4 separate regions of the Homo sapiens genome follow, and all the other regions are linked to region 2. Evidence: chromatin contacts called from ENCODE Hi-C or POLR2A ChIA-PET data. All regions are on one chromosome and are shown on one strand. The core of a region is the stretch at or near the end of the contact, and the rest is flanking DNA. Distances in the headings are between cores, read along the strand shown. Region 1 holds the start of OCSTAMP (osteoclast stimulatory transmembrane protein). Region 2 holds the start of SYS1-DBNDD2 (SYS1-DBNDD2 readthrough (NMD candidate)). Region 3 holds the start of SLC35H1 (solute carrier family 35 member H1). Region 4 overlaps LOC101927200 (a long non-coding RNA gene).

Evidence for each region. Hi-C counts contacts between places; a loop is a spot of excess contacts on that map. ChIA-PET counts read pairs that join two places held with the same protein, here RNA polymerase II (POLR2A). Pooled maps may share reads with other maps.
Region 1: a loop to region 2 is called in a map with no recorded cell type, with 5 times the contacts of the local background. The contact joins the promoter of OCSTAMP here to the promoter of SYS1-DBNDD2 in region 2. A Hi-C loop is called at or near these places in 1 of 37 single-sample maps with no recorded cell type and 4 of 50 pooled maps. POLR2A ChIA-PET finds 5 or more read pairs at or near these places in 1 of 52 experiments (activated CD4-positive, alpha-beta T cell).
Region 3: a map with no recorded cell type shows a loop between it and region 2 (8-fold over the local background). The contact joins the promoter of SLC35H1 here to the promoter of SYS1-DBNDD2 in region 2. A Hi-C loop is called at or near these places in 1 of 37 single-sample maps with no recorded cell type and 11 of 50 pooled maps. POLR2A ChIA-PET finds 5 or more read pairs at or near these places in 2 of 52 experiments (A549 and Caco-2).
Region 4: a map with no recorded cell type shows a loop between it and region 2 (7-fold over the local background). The contact joins the enhancer-like site here to the promoter of SYS1-DBNDD2 in region 2. A Hi-C loop is called at or near these places in 2 of 37 single-sample maps with no recorded cell type and 2 of 50 pooled maps.

The regions. Positions count from the first base shown.
Region 1 is chr20:46,549,162-46,552,182 of GRCh38, forward strand. It overlaps OCSTAMP (osteoclast stimulatory transmembrane protein), which reads right to left and starts at 1,493. Exons shown (of 3, transcript NM_080721.3): 1 at 1,356-1,493. The coding sequence starts at 1,399.
Region 2 is chr20:45,361,913-45,365,249 of GRCh38, forward strand. SYS1-DBNDD2 (SYS1-DBNDD2 readthrough (NMD candidate)) reads left to right here and starts at 1,257. Exons shown (of 6, transcript NR_003189.2): 1 at 1,257-1,403; 2 at 1,617-1,781. It overlaps SYS1 (SYS1 golgi trafficking protein), which reads left to right and starts at 1,244. Exons shown (of 4, transcript NM_033542.4): 1 at 1,244-1,403; 2 at 1,617-1,781. The coding sequence starts at 1,620. It overlaps LOC124904914 (a long non-coding RNA gene), which reads right to left and starts at 1,456. Exons shown (of 2, transcript XR_007067609.1): 1 at 1,156-1,456; 2 at 444-914. RefSeq lists an enhancer at 974-1,413.
Region 3 is chr20:46,363,175-46,366,267 of GRCh38, forward strand. It overlaps SLC35H1 (solute carrier family 35 member H1), which reads right to left and starts at 1,251. Exons shown (of 10, transcript NM_015945.12): 1 at 1,197-1,251. It overlaps LOC124904917 (a long non-coding RNA gene), which reads left to right and starts at 1,365. Exons shown (of 3, transcript XR_007067614.1): 1 at 1,365-1,546. ELMO2 (engulfment and cell motility 2) reads right to left here. Exons shown (of 22, transcript NM_133171.5): 22 at 2,876-3,093. RefSeq lists a silencer at 972-1,391.
Region 4 is chr20:43,751,301-43,754,178 of GRCh38, forward strand. The region is part of intron 1 of LOC101927200 (a long non-coding RNA gene); the gene reads left to right. Among named protein-coding and RNA genes, the nearest start is that of GTSF1L, 26 kb to the left of the region's middle. RefSeq lists enhancers at 163-362, 553-622, 1,123-1,202. Within about 2 kb of position 1,368, at least 3 of the 41 ENCODE cell types and tissues checked have a DNase peak (open chromatin) inside an H3K27ac peak, as active enhancers do.

The DNA.
Region 1 (3,021 bases), core at 243-2,742, 1.2 Mb after region 2:
GTCCTGACTAATACAGAAACCTTTGTCACAGGGCTTCTGGGACAATAAAATGAAATAATCCATGTAAAGAAGTTTACACAGGGTCTGGCACAGAAGAGGGATCCTATAAAACTGCACCACTTGTTACTCTGATGATACTTATGTCAACGATGTAAATGTTTCACTCGAGTCTCCTCTGTGCCCAGGCTCTGTGCTGACCCCTGTGGACACAAAGATGAATTAAGTCCTGGTCCCACTAAAGGAGTTCACAGTCTAATTGAGGAGACTTAAATAGACCATTAGAGTTTAAGTTCATTAACAAAGAATTCTGAGCATAGTATGCCTGGGCCTGGACTGGGGTGGGATAGATGGAGAGTGACCCAGTTTTACCTGGGAGTCAGGAAGGCTCCCTGGAAGAGGTGACATTCCAGCTGGGGGTGGAAGGACAAGTGTCAGTTTGTGGGTGAAGAAGGGAGTTGGACATCCCTGACAGAAGGAACAGCGTGTGCAAAGGTCCTGTGCTCTGACCATCGGGAAATAGGGAGTTGGGAGAACCAGAACAGTGGGAAGCTGAGATGCAGTGAGGCCTGTGGGGCTGGAGTGAAGGTCACAACCTTGAAGCCCTAAAGGCTGAATCATATGCAAATGTGCCTTATTGTGGCCCACTCTGTGTGTGTGTGTGTGTGTGTAAGCTGCCCCCATTTGGAAATAAGGAAGTTTCACATTAAAATCTGGGTTTCCAGCTTTTCTTGAGAGATAAGAAGATCTGGGTTAGAGCTCCCACCTTTGCAACAGGTAGCTGGAGCTGAGTATCCACTACCCACCTTTGACAGGGGAGCAGCCCTGCAGACTGCATCCTGCTGATCAATGAACGGGTCCGTCTGCACACCCAGGTGGCCTTCCACAGGTGCAACCCCTTCCCAGCTCCCGAAGGCATTTGAATTTGGGACTAAACACCCCCTTCTACTATATAATTAATATTTGGAACACAGTAGCTTTTGGAATAATAGCTAATAATAAAAACAATTTTAAGGATTGAAAGCCAGTCCTAAGTCATATTGGATGACAATTCCTGCACGGGGTATTGAAAATGGCAAGGAAACTAGCTGCTGTTTAGTGAGTGCTTCCTCTGAGCCAAGCAGGTGCCAAGTACTAAGCATGTGTTTTCTCATTCAATTCTGGCAACAGTCTTGTAGATGTCATTATTACTTCCATTTCACAGATGGGGAACTGAGGCTCACAGAGAACTGAGGATTTGCCTAAGGTCACATAGCCAAGGAATGGCAGAGCTGAAGATTTGGGTTCATATCCATCACCCCCAATGGCTGACTGTTTTCTCACCTGTAGCCCTCAGTGTCCAAAGTCCCCAGACCTACCCGGTCTTGACAAGTTGCTCAGCTGCTCCTGGGTGGCCTGGCATGCTGTCCAAATGGCAGTGGTTTCAGGCGGGCGGTCGCTGGCAGCTGTGGCAGGTGGAGAGGAAGTGGGGGAATCGCTGGGACTTGGGAATCCCTGCCACTTCTGCTTTTCCACTCTTTAATGAAGCTCTCCTGGCTGCCTTGTCCCGCCCTTTTCGGGGCCCACCTCCCAGAGGGTTGGGCAAGCTGCCTCATCCTCTGCCCACAAGCAAGAGCGGGTGGAAGGTGTGGGAAGAGGAAAAGACAGCCTTTTCCAAGCGATGTCTCTAATCTTGGTAGCAGGAAGGTAGAATTAGCCCCATTTTACAGAGAAGGAAACTGAGGCACAGAGAAACCATACAGCTTCCCTTTCCCTCCCACTCCATAGTTGTGTGCCCCAAGGGGAGCCTGATCCCTGCTCTTGGGACTCACAGGTGATAATCAGACCCCTGCCAAGTACTGGGAGCAGTGGCTCTGGTCTCCTTCCCCAGCCCCCTTCCTGTCTTTAGCCTGACTTGTACCTCGCTTCAAATCTCAGCTCTGTCCCTCCCTAGCTATGAGACCTTGGGCAGGTGACCTCATATCTCTCTGCTGGTTTTCTCCCCTTAAAAAAAGTTTAATGAGGCTGGGCACAGTGGCTCACATCTGTAATCCCAGCACTCTGGGAGGCTGAGGGGGGTGGATCACCTGAGGTCAGGAGTTTGAGATCAGCCTGACCAACATGGTGAAACCCTGTCTCTACTAAAAATACAAAAATTATCTGGTTTGTGGTGGTGCATACCTGTAGTTCCAGATACTCGGGAGGCTGAGGCAGGAGAATCACTTGAACCTAGGAGACAAGGTTGCAGTGAGCTGAGATCACGTCACTGCACTCCAGCCTGGGCACAGAGCGAGACTCCGTCTCAAAAAAAAATAGTTAATGAAAATAACAGTTAACATTTATTGAGCACTTACTATGTATCAGGCATTCTTCTAAACAATTTCTCTTCAAATTCACTGAACACTTACTTTGAACATCCCTTTATGGTAAAGATGTTATTTTCATTCTTCAGCTCAGAAAACTGAGACTCAGAGAGCTACGTCGCCAACCACGCCACTCAGCTATTAATGGTACTGCCGTGATTTCTAACCAGCGGGCTGGCTTCAGGGTATACCAGTTAGCCACTGGGCTCTGCTGCTGTGGAGGGGATAATTCACAGACCTCGTGATTACTTCATAGTACAGCTGGTACTGCAAATAGTAGGTACTCAATAATGTAAATTCCCCACGCACACCCTCTGCAGTTAGTGCCCTGCAGGTCTGCTTTCAGGCTGTCCTGAAAGCCAGTTCCTACCTGGAATGCAGACACCTCTCCAGCATCTCTGTACCCCATCACTCCCAGCAGGCCTCCCCTGAGCCCCCCAGGCTCCCCCTCTGTGGGATGGACCAGTAGGGGCACAGCCACTTTCCCTTATAAGGACATGTTGCCTGGGTCACTCTCAGGCCTGAAGGGGAATGTCCTGCGGCCTGGATAGGGGAAGTGACGTTCTTATAGTTACACAGCGATTGAATGGAATACCTGTGGCCAGAACCCTCAGAGGGCCTAACACACTTCCCAGACAGTGCACCCCTGCAGGATGTTAGGCCAGCTACCAGGTCTGCAAAG
Region 2 (3,337 bases), core at 7-2,506:
GGCCCTAAAACCCAAATTCTTTTCCTGGAACAACTTACTTCCCGTCTTTCCACTTCAGAGAGGGGGAACCTAGGATCAATGAAGTTGATGGGTTTTCGTCTGCTGGAGTAGGAATAAGTGAGTTATCGATTTGCTCTTGCTTTTTCTGTTCTTAACTCATTCAGCAAATATTTACTGACTGTCCACTATTCGGATTTGGAAGATAGATAAAACAGTCATGGCAGCAGAGAGGGTCAGGATTTACTCCTATGTGCGACTTCAGAACCTGTGCCTTTTTCCACTGGACACCCACATTTTAAAACACCCACTACTCTGCCTTCTAATATAGTTCATCTGTGTCTCAGGGCAGGGGCTGTCTTATATATACATGTTCTAGCCTTCCTGCCACCGAGTAGGTGCGAAATCAATGTTGTAGTGTTGAGGAAACACTTGAATTTTATTTATTTATTTATTTATTTATTTATTTATTTAGAGACGGAGTTTTGCTCTTGTTGCCCAGGCTGGAGTGCAATGGCGTGATCTCGGCTCACTGCAACCTCTGCCTCCCGGGTTCAAGCAATTCTCCTGGCTCAGCCTCCCGAGTAGCTAGGACTACAGGCGTGCGCCACCACGCCCCGCTAATTTTGTATTTTTAGCAGAGACGGGGTTTCTCCATGTTGGTCAGGCTGGTCTCGAAACACCGACCTCAGGTAATCCGCCCACCTCAGCCTCCCAAAGTGCTGGGATTACAGGCGTGAGCCACCGCGCCCGACCAACACTTGAATTTTAATACTTACTTTGCTACTAACTGTGTCGTTGAAACAGTATGTTGCTTTCCTTCTCTGGCCCTTAGCTTAACTATCTGTACAGCGGGAACATTGGCAAACTCCTACGTGGAGGAGCTTGCAGGTCCACTTCAAGTTATCAGACTCTAACTAGGAGAAAACATTGAGAATTTAGGCTGAAAATAACGACACAGTTTATCACCTCGTTAATTCCCAAACATCATTACCGCGTCCTAAGCCACCCCACTTGCCTCTCCCCTAGCCGCCTTCCTTTAAAAAAAGAATTCCCCTCTAGAGGGCGCGCAAGCTCTGCGGCCTTCGTTCCTCTCTTCCGTTTGCCTTCACTCTTCCTTCTGCGCATGTGCTCAGTTCGCTATCCGGCTGCTTGTACCTGGTTCAGGAGGTTCAGGCAGAGGTTGCACCCACTACGCCTGCGCAACCTCAGCCCCGCCCCTCCGCTGCTTTCCCCGGAAACGTTTCTTTCCTACGCAGCCGCTCCTGCCGCCGTGGTCGCTGGAGCTTTGCCTCTCTAGGCCGGCAGCGCCTCTCCTCCATGGTCCTGTCTGTCAGCGCTGTTTTGGGAGCCCGCCGGTGAGGCCGGGCCACGCTCAGACACTTCGATCGTCGAGTCTGTCACTGGTGAGTAGACCCCAGAGGAGCTCGTGTACGGGCGGGGGCCGCGCAGGCGGAATGGGCTGGATTTCCCCTCACTCTGAGAATGGGTCTGTCTGCCCCGCCTTCCCCCTGACTCTTGGAATGGGCTCACCCCTTGGTTCCAGTCCCTCCTCCCGGGCGGGGCGACGTTGCCATGGAGACAGGCCGCTGGCTGAGGCCCGGCTCGTGTCCCTGCAGGGCATGGCGGGTCAGTTCCGCAGCTACGTGTGGGACCCGCTGCTGATCCTGTCGCAGATCGTCCTCATGCAGACCGTGTATTACGGCTCGCTGGGCCTGTGGCTGGCGCTGGTGGACGGGCTAGTGCGAAGCAGCCCCTCGCTGGACCAGATGTTCGACGCCGAGGTAGGGTCCCCGGACTGGGGCGGGTGGGGTCTCGGCCTCCCCGAGTAGGCTTTGTGGTCCATCACTACTGTGCTGTAGACGTGGCTGGGTCACCTTCTTTCTTTGTAGCCCTGGGAAAGGGATTTCACCTTTCTGAGCCTCAGCTGCCTCATCCATAAAATGGAATGACAGCAGAGGCTGATTAGTACAAAGAAAAGGGCCTGGATGTTAATACAATAAACACGTCTGTGTTCCAGGCAACTCTGATACATTTCCTTTCTGATACTCTGGGAAAGTGACTTGATTTCTCTGAGCTAGGTTCTCAGGTGCCACATCGGAGAGAGGGGTGGATAAAAGAGCATTCGTGCGGGTACAGTGGAAACTGCCTGGACTTTGGGGTCAGACAGGCGTCCGTTTAAGATCCACTTACTAGCTGTGTGACCTGGGGCAAATGTCACCTCTGTGAACTTGTTTTCCTGTCTTCAAAACCATGAGACTAGTTGCAGAGAGGTCGTGGACTGCAATATAAAGAGCATGTGCTTTGGGTTCAGAAAAGCAAGGGTTCAGTCTAGGCCTAAACATATAAAACTAGCTGTGGGACCTTGGGCAAGTTGCTTCCCCTTTCTGAGCCTTTTCTGAAAAGTGGGCCGGATGCTCCTACCATGTTGCCCTCAACAAAATGTTACAAGGCCCAGAGGGGTTTAGGAATAAGAAGGTACTTTGTAAAGTGTAAAGGAGGCCTATAAGTTGTTACATCTAAGAGGCAGCTGTGGCGTGGTGATGAGCACAGTTCTTTTTTTTTTTTTTTTTTTTTTTTGAGACGGAGTCTCCCTCTGTCGCCCAGGCTGGAGTGCAGTGGCAGGATCTCGGCTCACTGCAAGCTCCGCCTCCCGGGTTCACGCCATTCTCCTGCCTCAGCCTCCCAAGTAGCTGGGACTACAGGCGCCCGCCACTACGCCCGGCTAATTTTTTGTATTTTTAGTAGAGACGGGGTTTCACCGTTTTAGCCGGGATGGTCTCGATCTCCTGACCTCGTGATCCGCCTGCCTCGGCCTCCCAAAGTGCTGGGATTACAGGCGTGAGCCACCGCGCCCGGCCGAGCACAGTTCTTAAAGCCAGGAGACCTGGGATGGAGTCCTTGCTCCTGCTGCTTGTTCTCTGTGTTAGCCCTTGGGCAAGTTATTATCCAAAAAGTGATAAGAATTAAAAGAAGAAGAATGGCTTTGTGAGGTTTTTTTAGGGATAATATGAGATTATGTATGTCAAAGACCTTTCTTTGTCAGCTGAAAGTGTGGTGCAGATGTTTGGCATTTGATAGTATTGTGTTGGATAGTGGAGGTTGCACACCCACCATATGCCTAGTTGTAGTCTCGTAGGAGACTCTATGCTCCTGGGAAGAGCTGTGGGAATGCCAGGCTTTGTTGAAGAGCCATATGATGCACACAACCTGAGTTCTAGCCTAGGGATCAGCAAACCTTTCCTTTAAGGGTGAAGTAGTAAGGATTTTAGGTCACAATTATTCAGCTCTGCCATTGTAGCACAGAAGGCTGCTATAGACAAATATATAAGTGAATAGG
Region 3 (3,093 bases), core at 1-2,500, 1.0 Mb after region 2:
TGGACTCCTTATTGGTCTTTTTTGCTGGCACCTTCTTGTCAACTCAATCTATAAAAATTGGGTGCCTAAAGCTTGGAACCTGGCTTCTCTTCTCTCTTAAATCTTACCCTACATAATCTCATCCTACCCAATCCACTTGCCAATGATTTCTAAATTCTTTACATCAGCCCTGACCTTTTCTGTATCAGACTCATATATCTAACTGCCTATTTGGTAGCTGCACTCCAAATATCTAAAACTTAAGATGCCCTAAGAAGATTTCGTAATTATTTCTCACGCTCCCAATCTATCCCAAAGTCATTTAGTAAATGCCAGCATAATACACTTGGTTACTTAAGCCAAAACCAAAAATCTATGATGAAGTCATCTTTGACCACTTATTTCTGTCATTTCTCAAATCCTGCCCTGTCAGTTCCACTTTCAATACACTTCTTGACCCCTCTACTTCTCTTCCTCTCCATTCCCACTACCACAGTCTAAGCCACAATTATCTTTCACCTGCTGACTGCCACTGGTCTAACTGGTCTCCCTGTTTCCTCTTTCGCCCCTAAGGCCTGGAATCTATAAAGCAGCCAGAGAGATGGCACACGAAACAGATCATGCCCTAAGGCTAAGCCCAGCTCCTCAGCCTGGTCCACAAGGAAGGCCTCTGTAACCTCATTCTTCTGCCACTGGTCCCAGCACCCGCCACAGCGGCCCCCTGCCACGTGTCAAACACATCAAACCTGTGTTTTTCTTTACTTGCTGCTCTTCCTGCCTTCAGCTCCCTTCCGCAGACCTCCGCTTGGCTGAATACTTTCTCCAATGCCCCACCCCTCCCAATCCTCGTGGCACTCCCACCTCTGACGTTTCCTTGTTTGCTCACGTGTTTACTGCCCGCCCCAATCCCACCGCGGGAAGCAGCCCCTCAGAGGGCAGGGCCGTGTCCGATTCCGGCCCGGGTCCCGCACCCAGGACGTCGCAGGTGCTCAGGAAATACCAGATGAGCCGGCGTCCGGCAGGTGCCTTGCAGGAGGGCGCTTGGAGACCCCTGCCCCCTCCACAGACGGCGAAACTGAGGCCCGGGGAGGGGCAGGGGCGTGGCGTGCCCCATGTCAACCCGCGCAGATCCCGGGTGGGGAGCCCGCTTCCCTTCTCCAGCCCCGGCCCCCCAGCCTCTGGGAGTGCGCCGGGAGGCCGGCCGCACACCCACTCACCTCGGCCCTGGGAGCTCCAGGCCGGAATCTCCCCACCGGAAGTGCGAGGCCGGATGCCGCCGCCGAACCGCGGCACGGGCGGTAACTTCCGCCGGAAGCTACCCAGGGGCTGGGCGGAGCCGGGGCGAAAAGGCGGGGCGGGGCAGCACGGGGGCGGGGCGTCTGTTGTGGTCGGGTTCTGAGGTGGTCTGGTCTTTCTGAGGTACAGCGTAGTTTTGTCCTCCGCGAAGTCCCTCAGGCTCAGAGCACAGCCGTGTAATTGTCTGCGTCTCTCCCGCGCTCAATCAGGGGCTTGCTTTGGAACCCCGGTGCCTGCTAGTGTTCTGCATACAGTGAGCATCCAAAAAATGGTAACTTGTTTACTTTTACTGAACAAATTGTTTTTCTTATGTCCAGTCTAATGCTGGGCAACCATGGAATGAACCACGAAGATAAGTATCTCATGGGCTTTTTCTTCTGGGAGCTCAGGCCAGCTGGGGCCATTACAACTTAAAACTTGGGCGATCCAGAAGTAATACGAAACATTTGTGAAATATTTTCTGTATGAAACTTTCTAAGAATTATCTCAACTTCAATAGGTTGAGTAGGGAGAGAGCATCCCAGATAGAGGAAATGGGAGAATCCTAAAGGAGGGTGAGAAAGCTCCAGCCGTGCCTGGGGCTCACAGGTTGTTTGTAACTGTGGTGGTTAAAGTAGCCAAGAGGCAGGTTGCAGTGGCCCCAAAATGCCAGCCTAGGGAGTTCAGATTTTCTTCATCTTGCGGGATGGATTAAAAGGGCAGCATTTGCAGTCAAGAACATTAGGCCAGGGCAAGCTAGGGTTGCACATTCAGACCCAGTTTTGTGCCTTTCGCCCTCCTCTAGCCTCCTCCTGGGCTCTCTGGCAGTAAGACCAGCTGCAAACATGGATCCTTACAAGTGACTCAGCTGGGATCCCTGGCCCCTCTGAACAGAAGGCTCAAGGCCAGAGTGTAAGCAGTGTTTTATGCAAACTGCGGCTGTCACCGCCGCCAGCTGGCATCATGCAGGCATTAGTTCATTCAGTGCTTACCAAGCACCTACAATGGTACCCATCACTGCCCAAGGTCTTGGCTTTATTCAGTCCTCAGGCTTGTATTGCATGCACTTTCTATGCCTTTTGAAAGAGCCTGTCCTCACACCCTTCTCTCTCAGAGGCAAGAGATCTATTTTCATCACCACCCTCATTTAAGTCTCCCAGCTACCAAGGCCAAGGTTTGGAGCAACAGCCTAAAACACCAGCTGGAAGGCTGGGCACTATGCACAGGCAACACACAGGGTAAAGAGCGTGTCTTCTTTGTAAGGCACAAGTACTCGAGCTGTTCCCTGGCTGTGTCCCTGGCAGGGAGAAGAGGGAGGATGTGTTCATGGGGGTGTACAGTATGCCTTACCTTGCTGTACCCAGCAGGGTTGAGCAGAAAACGCTTCGTCCCAGTGCAGCAATCTGTGAACACTCTTAACCAGCAGGTGTGTGTCTGTGTGTGTGTATGTGTGGGAGGAGCGAATGATGAGGAGGAAGGGACTCTTGGAAGGTGACTAAGGGCTCCAGCTGGAGCTCTCCAGAGTCTCCCAGATACATGGAGATCAAGTCTTGTCAAGGTGAAATCTTCACCATTGGGCAGGGGGCAAGTACAGACAAACAGCTGTTAACAGGAACCACAGTTTGTACATGAAAGAGTATTTATTGAAAACATGGTTACTGACAGGAAGCTCCTGGCTGCTCTCTGGTTACAATCTTGGCTCACAACTGGAAGTGTTACATACTTTTTACTTCCCCTCAATTTTATTTTTCCCCAAGGTTCCATCCTAAGATAGGTAGATCTTATATAAATATATATACACGTCTGTATAAGTATGGCCTATAGTAATGAAAATATATA
Region 4 (2,878 bases), core at 118-2,617, 1.6 Mb before region 2:
CACAGTGAACATTACCGTTGGCATCGCTGTCTTGTTGAAAACAAAGTGAAATTGGAGAACATACTGTTGTCTTGAACTAGGCCAAGATGACTAATTATTAGACTCACTTTTGAAAGGTTACCATATACAGACATGCGCTGAGGTGGAGAGAGGAGAGTTTGGAAATCTGATTCATTCTGAAACCCCAATAGATGGAACTCTTGCTCAGTTTCTGAGCATAATGACTGTGAACATTCGGTTTAACGCAGCTGTCACCACAGGCAAGGTGCAAAACAAAATGTTTCGTACCAGCTCCTTGGAGTGTCATGGGGCAGCTCATGGCAGCCCTGGGGAGATCTCTGCTAGATGGTGAAGGGTGTGCAACGTGGGTGCTGGTGTTGGGGAATTGAGGGGACGCCAGACCTCAAATCTGGGATCTGAGTCTGAGGGATGGCTTTGCCACAAGTGGACCATGTGGCTTAGGTTAACTTCCTCCTTTCTTTGGGCCTTAGTTTCCTCATCTGGAAAATGAAGGGCTAGACCAGATGCTCTCCAAGAACTTCTCTAGTTTTGTTGTTCTATGGCCTTTGCTGGTGGTGTGACTTTGGATGTTACCTTCAGCTCCTGGGTTTTAGTTTCCTTTTGAGCATTTTAGAGTTCCCCAAGAGTGTTGGTTTATTTCACTCCCCATTTGCTGCCCCCACCAATGAAGTCTAGCGACTCGAAATCTCCTTCTCCAGACTCCACTGAGAACAAACCACCCTAGTTCCTTGCCCTGTGGGTCAGTGGTTTAATCTGGGGATGCGTGAGTCCCTTGGTCCTGTCTGGAGATGCATAAATCCACTGTGGCCCGATGTGGGGATTCCAAGTCCTTGAGGTCTAATCTGGGGATGCATGTGGTCCAGTACTCACAGACCCAAGGGGGCCTGAAGGCACCTGGACCCTTCAGGAAGTCCTGTCTCTGGGACTTACAAGGGAACATTCGTGAAGCTGGTATCAGGGCTGAACGTGGATTGGGGCTTTCTGAGGGCCAAGTGCAGGCACTCATTTCCTTCTCACATTATTCCCACCTCTGAGGGGCAGAGGGTCTAAGTAATTTTCCCAAGGCCACACAGGGAGCAAGGGGCAGAGGTGGCATGTGTGCCCAAGCCTGTTTGATTCAAACTGTCGTTAACTTTGGAAACTGACCCCACCATCTCATTTATTTCTCACAACAAATACATCCATTAACAGGTATCAAGGCTTAGAGGCTTCATAGCAAAACAGAGTGGAGACCTGGTAGGTAAGCAGGCAGCTTCCAGATTTCTCCACCCAGCCCCCACTTCCTGGCCAGGAACTGGAGGCAGGGAAGTTCCATTGCCCATATAGCTGCATGACTTTTCATTTGCCCGTTCCTGTGGTCAGACTCAGTGGTGTGAGACTTCCTGTGGTTGAGCCGAGTGATGCAAGAACGTCGCTGTGCAGGGCTGTGGTCCTACACCGTCCACTTTATTGGTTGTCTAAGACATCTTCAATGGTAAAATGGGAAAGGCATAGTTTTTGTCCTGAACGTTGTCCTTACACCTAAGCCAGACTTGATCAGATGCCACATGGGGCGTATCCTCCTGAGCATCCCACGTCTACCGCCTGCCTTGGATGTCTGACATCAAGTATGTAAGTGCTTGTGTCTGGACCTGAACTTCACTCCAAATAGCGGGGTTGGCTACAGGTCAGTTACCCATGTGAGATTATAGTGCCCTGACTGGTTATTCTTTTTTTTTCTTTTCTTTTCTTAAGACAGGGTCTAGCTCGGTTGCCCAGGCTGCCGTGCAGTGGTGTGATTGCTCTGCCTCCTGGGCTCAAGCCATCCCCCCACCTCAGCCTCCTGAGTAGCTTGAACTACAGGCATGCACCACTGTGCCAGCTAACTTTTGCATTTTAGTAGGGATGGGGTTTTGCTATGTTGGCCAGGCTGGTCTTGAACTCATGGCCTCAAGTGATCCACCCACCTTGGCCTCCCAAAGTGATGAGATTACAGGCGTGAGCCACTGTGCCTGGCCACCTGACTGGTTATTCTTATCAAGATGAGAACAGAACTGAAATTGAACATAAGCCACCATTAATTATCATCAGTAATGTATTTAAGAATATAAGGCATAATTTTAAGTTACACTAAAATAAATATAAATGGCTTGACACAAGTAAACGTTCTTGCTCAACCCTTGATACCCTCTAGGGATGGATCTGAAGATCCATCCCCTAGACACATGAATATGATTTTTCAAATCATTATTATTACAGTTTTATAGAGACAGGGTCTTACTCTGTTGCCTAGGCTGGAGTACAGTGGTGTGACCACGGCTTACTCCTGGGCTCGAACTCCTGGGCTCCAGAGATCCTCTGTATTCATCTGTTCTCGCACTGCTGTAAAGAAATACCTGAGACTGGGTAATTTATAAAGAAAAGAGGTTTAATTGCCACATGATTCTGCAGGCAATACAGATGCTGGCATCTGCTTGGCTTCTGAGGAGGCCTCAGAAAGCTTCCAGTCATGGTAGAAGGTGAAGGAGAAGCACACGCATCGCATGGCCAGAGTAGGAGTGAGTGGAAAATGGGGCACTGCTACACACTCTTTTTTTTTTTTTTTTTTGAGGCAGAGTCTTGCTCTGTCACCCAGGCTGGAGTGCAGTGGCGTGATCTCAGCTCACTGCAAGTTCCGCCTCCTGGGTTCACGCCATTCTCCTGCCTCAGCCTCCCAAGTAGCTGGGACTACAGGCGCACACCACCACGCCCGGCTAATTTTTTGTATTTTTGTAGTAGAGACGGGGTTTCACCGTGTTAGCCAGGATGTTCTTGATCTCCTGACCTCGTGATCTGCTTGCCTGGGCCTCCCAAAGTGCTGGGATTACAGGCGTGAGCC